Linked DNA regions of Mus musculus: region 2 is linked to region 1. Evidence: chromatin loops called from intact Hi-C (ENCODE). Cell type or tissue: gastrocnemius. All regions are shown on one strand. Each heading gives the region's core, and the rest is flanking DNA. Links, peaks and the distances in the headings are about the cores only. Region 1 overlaps Cux2 (cut-like homeobox 2). Region 2 holds the start of Cux2 (cut-like homeobox 2).

What was found. Peaks named below come from ENCODE experiments on the same cell type or tissue, not always from the same donor. Only the 100,000 strongest peaks of a DNase experiment are listed, where the experiment ranks them.
Region 2: a loop joins it to region 1, with 3 times the contacts of the local background. A loop is called at or near these places in 8 of 42 quality-filtered maps.

What each region holds. Positions count from the first base shown.
Region 1 is chr5:121,996,341-122,001,704 of GRCm38, forward strand. All of the region lies in intron 2 of Cux2 (cut-like homeobox 2), which reads right to left. Among named protein-coding and RNA genes, the nearest start is that of Cux2, 51 kb to the right of the region's middle. In gastrocnemius, for the core only: CTCF peaks have their summits at 2,441 and 3,348 (motif pointing left); DNase peaks (open chromatin) are centred at 3,335, 4,244 and 5,191; H3K4me3 peaks cover 282 bases; H3K27ac peaks cover 4,111 bases.
Region 2 is chr5:122,046,828-122,052,191 of GRCm38, forward strand. Cux2 (cut-like homeobox 2) reads right to left here and starts at 3,024. Exons shown (of 23, transcript NM_001312908.1): 1 at 2,949-3,024. In gastrocnemius, for the core only: no CTCF peak of the experiment used is centred there; DNase peaks (open chromatin) are centred at 1,038, 2,024, 2,341, 2,614 and 2 more places; H3K4me3 peaks cover 2,194 bases; H3K27ac peaks cover 824 bases.

The DNA of each region.
Region 1 (5,364 bases), core at 272-5,271:
TCAAACAGGCACCTGGCCAGGCCTCTGGACAAGGGCTTACAGGAGATCCCAAGGGAAAAAAAAGGGGACAGAAAGCTGGGTATAGAATCTCATACGTGTCATCTCAGGGTCTGGACTCAGTCACCTAGGATGCAGAGAGTCTGAATCTAGCCAGGGCTACATGAGATCCTGGTCTCAAGGTTTAAAGGAGAAGGTAGGAGACAAAGAGAGTGGAGGGCAGAAAAGGGGGCGATGGCTTAGCCATACAAGCATGGGGACCCTGGTTCTAGTCTCCAGCATCCATGATCAAAAGCCACACTTGTAGCTCCAGTACTGGTGAAGCAGAGGTGGGCAGATCGCTGAGTCTTATGGGCCAGCCTTGGCTACCTGGCAAACTCCAAGCTGATAAGAGACCCTGTCTCTAAAAACCAAGGCGGACACCACTTGAGGAATGACATTCCTGGCCTTCCCAAGTATGTGGGACTTAAAGACACATACATACATGGTGGGGAGGGGACGGGGACAGAAAGGGGAAGTTTGGGGGCAGGGAGGAGGGGAAATAGAATGACATCAGAAGCCTCAAGTTTGTGAAACATGAATAAATAACTGTGAAGATAAACCACCAGAGGGGGAGAGAACGCACATTGACTCATCAATGTAAAAAGGATGTTGGAGTCAGAAAATGACCCGGGGTTGCACCCCACGGCAGTCAGCATTCAAGGGAAGGGGCATCCTGGATGCTAAAATTAGTGGGGCCAAAAGAACGAGCAGCAGGGCAACTGGCCAAACGTTTCCCCCACTGGAAACTTATTGATCCCTCACAGGGGAGGAGTAACCCTTTCGGGGAGAAGCCAGTTGACATCAGGTCAGTAGCAGCCACGGCAGGGACCACTGTGGCACCTCCTGACGGGGTGCCCTGAGGACGAGGACACGCTCTCCCTCTTCCGACACGGCTGCTCAAGCCACACAACCTGCAGGCAGGCGTTAAGAGGACAGGCGGCCTGCAGAGCAGAAAGGTCAGACCACATCCGAAGTGCCGGGTTTGGAAGGACCAAGACTGAAGAACTTGTGCTGCTTTAAAGGGGACTGAGGCTGGGAGGTGGCTCTGCTGGAGGTGGCCCTGTTGAGGAGGTACCCACCTAGCACCATGTAAGTCAGGTGCGATGGTGATGCACTGCGGGGAGTGGGGGAATGCAGGAAGAGCACAAGCCCAAGGCCATCCTAGCAAGCTCAGCACTAGCCTGGGCTACATCAGAACCTATCTTTAAAAAAAAAATCATGATGGTGACTAAATGGAGCAGAAACAGGCTCTGGACTAGGGACTTGTCAGCAATGCCCAGTTTTGGGGCCCCGACCTTCGCGTACATGGGCCCACACACAAATGGGTAGCTGTGGCGGCCCTGGAGACTTCTGGTTTTGCCCAGGTTGAGGCCCAGCTCAGGGGACAACAAAATGTAACTTCAGAATGACAACCGTGCCCTATGGATTAGCTGGGAACCCTGGTGAGCATCGGTGTGCCCCAGTGTCACAGAAGAGACTGGAAAGCTGTAGCCTGGGCCCGAGGAGGGGTCTGCAAGCCAGGATAGAGCAGTGGGATAGCTGGGGTCTGGGCAGATTCAGAGGGTTCGAGAAACAGGGACAGGGTTGTGGTTTCCACGGCATGGTAGGCTGTCACTCAGCACTGTGTGGAGCATGTGGCTACTGCCCGATGTCACCACAGCTTGTCCACTCACTGACCATCTCACATGGGTGGCTGACCCAACATAGCTGCATAATGTCCTTACCTCTCCCCATCCCTGTCCTCTCTCCTGTCCCCAGTGGACAGCCATTGTCCTCCTGTATCTCCTGAGACTTGTATACATTCCTATCTGTCCATAAAGTCCTAACACAATTCTGTGTCTTCCGTACCACCCCTTTCGGTCACGCGTTGTCAGAGGTGATGTCATTCAAAGATCTCCTCCAGGAAGCCCTCTAGGATTCCCCAGGGCTCACGGCCTCTCTTTTGGTGTCTCATAAACTGTATTGCCTATCTGCTAGCAACTAAACCTCCTCCCTGGGGTTGTGGGGTACAGCTTGGTGGCAGACCTTTTGCCCAACCTGCGAGAGGCCTCCACCCCATCCCAGCGCCACAGTCAAAGCTCTTGGGATGAGTCACAGCTTCAGTCAGAATGCCTGTCATCTACCAGGAGATGGGACTCTCTGTCCACAGCACAGTCCCCCGGCGAGGCGAGAGTACTCACTCTCCAGCCACATCTACTAGGAAACTGAGTCACAGGGAGAGAAAGCCATTGGCACACAGTCACATTGGGGGGGGGGGGGTGTTGGAACCGGGGGTGGGGGTGGGGAGGAGGAGACAAGGGCAGGCTTCTGTTGGTTCCAGAGCCCTCCCTCCCTGTGAGGGGAGGCATTGAGAAAGTCACTGCCCTCCCGCACAGCTCTGGCCAGCAGGGGCAGGGGGAGCTCCCTGGTCCTCCTCCCAGGCCAGTCCTGAATTTCAAACCATCTTCCTTTGCTGAGTCACTACCCCTCAGCCCTTGCAGGGGAGAGAGAAATCAATACCCGTCACCTATCAATTCAAATGATCTGGCGAGGGGCCCCCAAGGCCATGGCCTTCCTTCAGTGGCCCCAGACTCCCACCTTAGTGTAGTTAAGACAACATTCCCTCTAAATTGCCCCTAATATTCCAGACATGCTGCACAGAAAGAAGGGGGGAGCAGGGGGCAAAGTTGGGCCATGAATCTTGGCACCTGAACCCTCAGTGTGGCCCTGAGGCTATTTAGGGACAGCACAGAGCCACTGGGCAGATCAGCCAAGGACAGATGCTGGCTGGGGAGAAAGGTCACAAGATGCCAGGGTACCAACCAGGTCAGGTATGGAACAGGACCTCATGTGCCCCCAAAAGGCTAAAGATACAGCCACAAGCACGGCACCAGCAGCCACAGAGCCAGGGCGGGGCTTGACGGGGACAGGGTGGTGAGCAAAGGTGGTGAGAGCCACTTACCACCTGGGCAGAGGGACCCTCCAGTGTGACACCCACGTTGTTCATTTACTGCAGCTGCCAGTGAGGGGCTGCTGAAAGCGGGGGTGGGAGTTGCCTGCCGAGACAACCGCTTCCCAGAAGCTAAGTACAGTCAGCCATGTCTGAAGCCAAGCCTGGAACTTTCAGGCCACCTCAGCCAGTGACAACCTTTATCTGTGTCCGTGGGATCCCCCTGGAAGGGCCTGGAGTTTCATAATGTCCCTAGCATGGTAGGGCCAGCTACCTAACCTGGCCTTCTGTTAGGGAAATGCATGGGTCTGTTATAGGGTGAAGGGAAGAGGCTCTGCCCACAAACCTCTTAGATGAGAGAGCGCCCCCTGGAGGCAGGACTCTGCAGGACTCAGGTAGGTACCGGTAGCCACTGAGTAAAACTCTAACCCTCTGCCTCAGTCTTCATATTGTCTCAATATCTTCATTAAACCAGCAAGGACAACTTCCTCAAGAAAGAGGAAACGATACAGGAAGTGATTTTAGAATTCACTTCCTATGCCAGCCACCAGTTTAAATGGGTAAGGTGGAGCCAGTAAGACGGCTCAGCGGGCTAAGGTGCCTACCACTGAGGCTGGTAACCTGAGTTTGATCCCTGGGACCCACATGATAAAAGGGGAGAACCGACTCCCTCAAGCTGTCTTCTGACTTCCACACACATGCTGTGATGTGCACATGCCTGTACATACACACATTTATTATTATTATTATTATTATTATTATTATTATTATTATTATTTTGGTTTTTGTAGACCAGGCTGGCCTCGAACTCAGAGATCCGCTGGCCTCTGCCTCCCAAGTGCTGAGATTAAATGTGTAGGCAACCCCACACAGATTATACACCCAATTTTTAAACAGGAAAAAAATATAAGTAGCTAGAGGGGGCCAGAGAGATTAGGCAGCTGGCTACTAGAGAAACCAGACTTCTACAGGAACCTGGAAAACGGGGTTTGGTTAAGTGCTTTGGGGAGTATCCCTGAATACCTTCTACCCACCCAGGCCATGCACGGTGCTGCAGCCCTGAGCTCTTCACAGCGGCTGAAGGGCATGTTGACTCTGGGCACAGTACGGTGCCAGGCTCTGGGGCACCACCACACACCCTTGCTTCCGAGGCCTGCCACCAACATTCACATGTCAGTCGGCTCTAGCGAGAGCATGTGCCAGTTTGAGCTGCCACAGCCGCCACAAGCCCGATGCTGGCCGGGCGGACCAGCGCTGAGTGAGTGCTGCCAGCACCCTGCCAGATGCTTCTGCCCAGGGTGGCTTCAGCCAAGTTGGGACCTACTGTGCCAATTTACTGAAGAGACGAGGGCAGAGCGGCCCACCCACGGGGCACCACCCTGCAACCCCAAGCCATGTTACCCAACACGGGCAGAGCTTCAGAGAAGCAGCCCCCACACGGGCTTTAACAATGGAAGCGTGCAAGCTTGCAGGCTGGGGGCTGTTTTAATCTGCGTTCCGCTGTTCCAGAAATAACAACAATAGTGCATGCTCTGTAACCTTTTATGTAAAAACGAGAAGACACCCTCACAGCATCAGCGAGAGGCAGGCACGGTTAATCACGTCACCCGACGGGTAGGGAGACTGAGGCACGGATAGGATGACCTGGCTAGGGTCACACATGGCTAGGATTACACAACCCATGCCACCTGGCATGCAGACCTGTACTGATCAAGAAAGACTTTTCTCAGTAACAAACAAGGAACAGCCACCACCCCTGAAGCTCTCCCAAATCCATTTTCAGCTGCTGCTAGGAGATTCAGAGAAGCCAAGCAACGTGCTCAAGGATGAACAGCATCTGACACACTACTCTGGACATAAGCTAGGTCCACTGTGTATCATGAGGTGCCTGACTTCCGGTTTGTGACACGTCCTACGGTAGGTGGACCCAGGCAGGGGACAGGTTTCCCTGGCTAGGAGCAACTGGCTAGCCACTAGGCTCCCTGAAGAGTAAAGGGGGCAGGCTGTATCCCAAAGAACACAGAGCCATCCTGATGGTGGAGACACCTTCCTTGAAGGAGCTAGGGGAGCCAGGGGGGAAAGGGCAGTATTTGTCATCCATGGGGCCACAAAGCCTACAGTACTACAGACAGCAAGCATATCTAACCCCTGGCAGCAGGGCCGGGTAGAGTAGACCCAGCCACAGCCTTGGAACGGGATCTGGGGCCAGCTGGGGTGCAGCCTGCCTGTTCCCTCAGCCTGCCCCAGCCTTCCAGGGCCAGGCAGGTCTGTGGCAGCCCCGCTCTGGCAGGAGCCAAAGGAGTGCCCTATGTACACACACATGCAGCTTGCATGTGTCACATACGCTCACGTGTGCCCGTACCATCACTCATGCAGAACGCTCACACACCGCGCAC
Region 2 (5,364 bases), core at 105-5,104, 50 kb after region 1:
ATGCCCAAAAAGCTTAGCCTCCTCTTCTTTAGAGGGGAAAGGAAAGATGGTGTGGGGGCCAGGACTCAGAACATCTCTTATAAAGGGTATGGAGTAGGGGGTAAACGAAAGTAGAAAAGAAAAACCATGAACCCATGAATCCAGTTACTACGATAACACAGAGAAAAGCCATAAACTACGCCCGCATTAGTGATGTTCACTGTAAAACCATCCTATAACCAAATGAAATATACCAGCATTAACTCAGGACGGGATTTTATTTCTTCTCGTTCCTGAGCTGCTACAGCAGGAAGGGGGGGGGGGGAAGTGGAGACGATTGAGGAATGCCATGGTGGGGGGAGGGGTACCCAGGTCCCTTAGAGTCATTCCTTGAGCCCCCAATCCCAGGGTTGTCGACTGATTTCCATCTAGTCAAAGAACCTACTTCCAGTACTCAAAGAATGTGCTGGGGGGAAAAAATACTAACTGGACAGCTTCCAAGTTTAAAATATATATACTTCCAGAGAACCAAGAGCCCAGCTGGCACAAGGTCACCTTCCTTGTCCCAAACGGGGAAGCGTCAGCAGTATGGTCCAGCCTGGGGCCACGGGGCCACTTTTCCTGGCTGGGTCATCTTAAGACTCAGAAATCAAGCTGCAAGAAACCATCCAACCTGAACAACCCAGGATACAAGTCACACGTTCCTCCCAGGCTCTGGTGAGGGAGCCCCCAGCTCTGGCCCTGCCCAGACCCACAGTTCCTACCTGTGTTTCACAATAGGTGGAAGTTTCCTCTATGGAGTAGGAGAAAGGAAGAGATACCAGTGAGTGTGAAGGAGGAGTCACTAAGAGGATGGACCAGAAAGGGTCCCTGGCAAAGGGCTAAGAGATGGATGTCCGGAAGACCCTGGACTTTGCACGCTGTGCCAGGGATCACAGGAGAGGCTGAGGCGGGGTTGGAGAGTGGGCAGCTGCACCAGCCTGGGCCTGGCAAGATGCATGCCGCAGCTTCCACAGTCAATCCTCTGAGCTCTGGAACTATGCAGCCTTTTCAAACTCCCTGGAGGAGCATCCCCTCCTCTTTATATCGATTCAGATGAGCCCCCCTCCCTGGGAGCCTGTTTGTGCCAGACACACAGCCATTGTCTTAATGAGTTCACACACACACACACACACCCTTGTATGTTCCCCGTTGGGGGAGCGGTCTTGGTGTTCCTGGTCCCTGTCACCTGGACAGGCCTGTGTCCACCACCCTCACTCACCACCCTTGCAGCTCAAATCTCCTTTTCCATCTCAGTGTGTCCTGAGACCCTAACAAAAGGCGTGCAGACCACCAGGAGTCAGCTGGAACCAAGACTGGGGTGACCTTCCACAGCTCCACAAAAGCCTCCCCACCAAGACTGGGGACAGGGAGCGTCCAGAACCACCCCAATCAGCTCTGAAACCAACGCGGGGAGCCGCACCCAGGCCTCAGCCCCAGGGCAGCCTCTCTCTCCCTTTCTCTCTCCCACCAAGCCTGCAGCCCAGGCGCTTGGATGGAAAGCGAGTTATCTAATGAGAATCGTGTTAACTGGCATTCCGGCGACTATGGGCAAATACGGGGCCGCTGTAAAGCTCACCGTAGCAATTCTCTCCAGGAGAATAACAATAGCACCCGGGTAAGAGCTTCCGTCAGCCCAGCCGCTTGCTCCCCTCTAGTCTGCCGCGTTCTTGTCATCCCTTATGTTACAGAACATCAATCATAAATAAAGACGCTGTCCCCCAGCCTGCCCGGGTCTCATTTACAAACATTAGCAGGGAATACGATTACCATTGGCCTTCGTGCCAGGCCCAATGTGGCTACCCAACTCTCTCTCTCTCTGCCCCCTCCCGGCCCCTGCTCCCCACCTCCAAAGCCACTTTAGCATCCTTTAAACCGTCTAGCATAGGACACAGCCTTGCCCATCTTAGCCGGCCACCAAACTGTAACCTCAACTCGGGCGCGGACTAGGAATTGCATAGCTCCTGCAGTTATTAACTGCATGCCTGAGTGCCCCGATTTTCTCTCCGGCTCGGTGGCTTTGAGGGAGGAGGGGAGCGAGGAGTGGGGACAGAGAAGAGGGGGGCTGGAGCGAGCCACTTATCAGAAGCAACTTAACGAGATCTGCGGACAGATTAAAAAGGGAAAGTGGGTCCCTTTATGTTTTATTTATTTATTTTTTTATCTCCAGACGTGTTGTCACGAATTCTGAGAATGTCACTGGCCAAGCAAAATGCTCTCAGAGCGTGGTTATCCACAAGGCTTCCCCGCCCAGGCCATCGCAGCACCTGCCGCGACTCTGCTCGACTGCAGGGTGCAGGGAGCCTCTGCGGGCGTAATGAGCACCCAAGTGTGTCGCCAAATGGGGTACTGTAACACCGCATCTCCCCCCCTACCCCCCGCCCATCCCAGGGCCTCAGAAAGACGGTCAGCAAACATCCCAACCTGGAGGCACCTGGAGCCCGCGCACCAGGAACATGGAAAAAGTGCTGGGGCTGCCAAGAGTGTCGCCCCTGAGAAGGAGAGGGGAGCGAGGGGGGCCAAGGCAGAGAGAGCAGGGTGCGAGAGCAAGCGAGGTAGAACCGGTAGCCCCAGGGGCGCGGGTGCAAAAGTTCCCAGGGGCTGCAGCCCGCGCACCTGCTCCGCCCCGCGGCAGGTGCGCAAAGTTGCGCGCGCTCGGGCCTGGGGCTCCGGGGCCGCGGGACTGGGATGGAGGGGAAGGGGCGGGGAGGGAGGAGCAGACAGAGAAGGGGAATATCAAGATGATGGAGAGAAAGCAGGAGGAGGGGAAGCGAGGGAAGAAAAGCAAGACCGGAGAGGGGAGGCGGGAGGGGGGGGTCAAGACAGAGGTGGGAAGGACGGAGGCAGAAAGCAGGCGGAGGAAGAGAAAGCAGGCGGAGGGGGTGATAAAAAACCGAGGAGAGAGGGAGAAACAAGACGCAGAGACTAACCCTCAGGGATCGGCCCGGGAGGAGCACCGAGCGTCCTGGCTGCAGCAGCCGGTGGAGGAGGCGGCGGCGGCGGCGGCGGCTGGATGGCTGCGCAGCCGCGTCCCGCTCCCCCGCGTTGCCCGCGCGCTCTCCGTGCTCCCCGCGCTCCTCCCGTTCCCCGCGCTCCTCCCGCCTCGGCGGCTCCCGCGTCCCGGCGGCCGCTCGTGGCGGCAGCGAACAAAGGCGGGCTGGTCTGCTCACCTGCAGCCGCCGCCAGTCCAGGCGCCGTCTTGCGCGCGGCCCCCTGGTCGCCCGTACAGCCCTGGCCGGCCTCGGCCCCCGGGCCCCCCGCGGTCCCCCCTCGGCCGCCATCTTGGGGGCGGGCGCGCGGCCGGGGATGCGGCTGCCGCCAACACCCGGGCTGGACCCCGGGAGCGCGGCCCGGCTCTGCGCGCACGCCGCTCGCACTTGACTTTGGCTCCTTGCAAACTTATCGACAGCGCCGCGCGCGCGGATCAATGCGCAGGGGGGGCGGCGGGAGCGCGGAGGGGCCGCGGGCGACGGGGACCGTAAAGAACAAAGTGAGCTCTCTGCAGTGCGTGCGGCCGCTCTCCTCGCGTGGCCTCGCGCGAGGGGAGCACGGAGCACACACGCGCGACCCTCCGGCCGAGGTCCACCCCCCCCCTCGCAACCCCGCGCGCCACGCGCTCGCTGCGCTGCGGGTGACCGCCGCGAGGGGGCGCCCCGGAGCCGTGGGAAAGTCTCCGGGCGCCCAGCATGGTGCTGTACAGCACCGAAGGAAGTCCTATTGGGGAACCTGTGTGTCTATGCTTTGCGTCTTTACAGTAGGGCTCTGATCGTTATTCTTTAGTGGGCGTAACGCACCCCACAACTTTCCAAAGCAAGTCCCTGGCGTGAAGTGAATGTTGCTGCAGGATGTCCTTAGAGAAACCTTTGCGGAAGCAGCCTTTCCCCAACAGCTGCTTGGATCAGTTGAGGTTCTCCAAGGCCCGCTGTAGCAGCTCCGGACCTCTAACATCACTATGGGGGCTAGGCAGGGTGTCATGTTATCATTACCATGGCCAACGCACATGGACGGACACACACACACACACACACACACGCCCTTTGAGTATAGCGTTTCTGCTTTCTCCTTGATCTTTAACCCAGGGCGGGGAGGTCCCGGCCTTTGCAGTTCCTCAGACCCTGGACCAAAAGGGGGCGTATTTCACATATCCCTCTTCTTTTCTATGAGCCCTCCCAACTTGTTATCCTAAAGAAGGGACTCAGAAACCCATCATGCCTCGGTACCCCCTAAAAAAAACCCTAAAAAAACCTCCAGACCCTGAAGTCACCCTCCTTGCCTGCCCACCTCCCCACACCACACCCTATTGCACATCACCCCCCCCACTTACTTCCCTTCCAAAAGAAGAGGCCTAGTCCCCCCCTCATCTCTGTCAAAAGACTAGCTTTTATGGACGGCCAACCGAAATTATATTCCCTTTTTATGGCTGAGCTTGGACTTCTGACATCACTCTCGGTCTGGGACAATAGATCAATACCGTGGGTTATAAAAAAGATGAAGTTTAGAAGAGTTGTAAAGGAGGGAGAATCATGATGGATATTTTTGATGATTTTCCAATATTTGCGTCTCCCAGCACGTGCTTCAAGGCAATTAAAGTTTTTAATGTAATGTAAATAACTGTTTCTTAAATGCTTCAGGGGAAGGTGTGAGCGCTCCGAGCCATCCGTCGAGCCATTTAAAACCCGCAGTGTGATTTAAAGTAGGATACAGTATTTCTCTTGCTGTCCTCATACATTTTTTTTTTCCGTGTGACGTCTGTGCAAATACATTAACGCAGGAGCTGAAAAGACTCCTCAGACCAAAAGTAGAGCTTTTTCCAGAGAGGAAACGAATCAGGCCGAGTTAGCAATTCCGAGTGGCCCATTTCCCTGCCAGATTAAATTGCACGTGACATGTGGTTTTATTTCCTCTCTCCATAACTCTGCCTTCAAATTACGGCTCTCATTCCGCAAAATGAATTTAGGCAAATTTCATAACTAATGCGTTGTGATTTTTTTTTAAATGACTACATTTTCTTCTTGAATCTCTGTACGGCTTGCAGCCCCCGTGTCTTTGAGTCTGCTCTTTTAAAAACCTGTAATAAAGAATTTGAGAGAGAGAGAGAGAGAGAGAGAGAGAGAGAGAAGAACCTAGCGATTGTGAGACCTTTTCCAAACCCGTTTAACAAACAGAGCTTCAATATATTTTAACATATGTCTGACTCTGCCTCTGTGGGACACACTGCTGGGGTGTGACTTTTGGGGATGCTGTATTGAGAAGGACTTTGTGCCTGTGTGGTATTCCTGCCCAAAGTGCAGAGTCTAAATTTAATTGTGAAGAAATATCATAGGGTCCCAAATGGAGAGGCAGTGG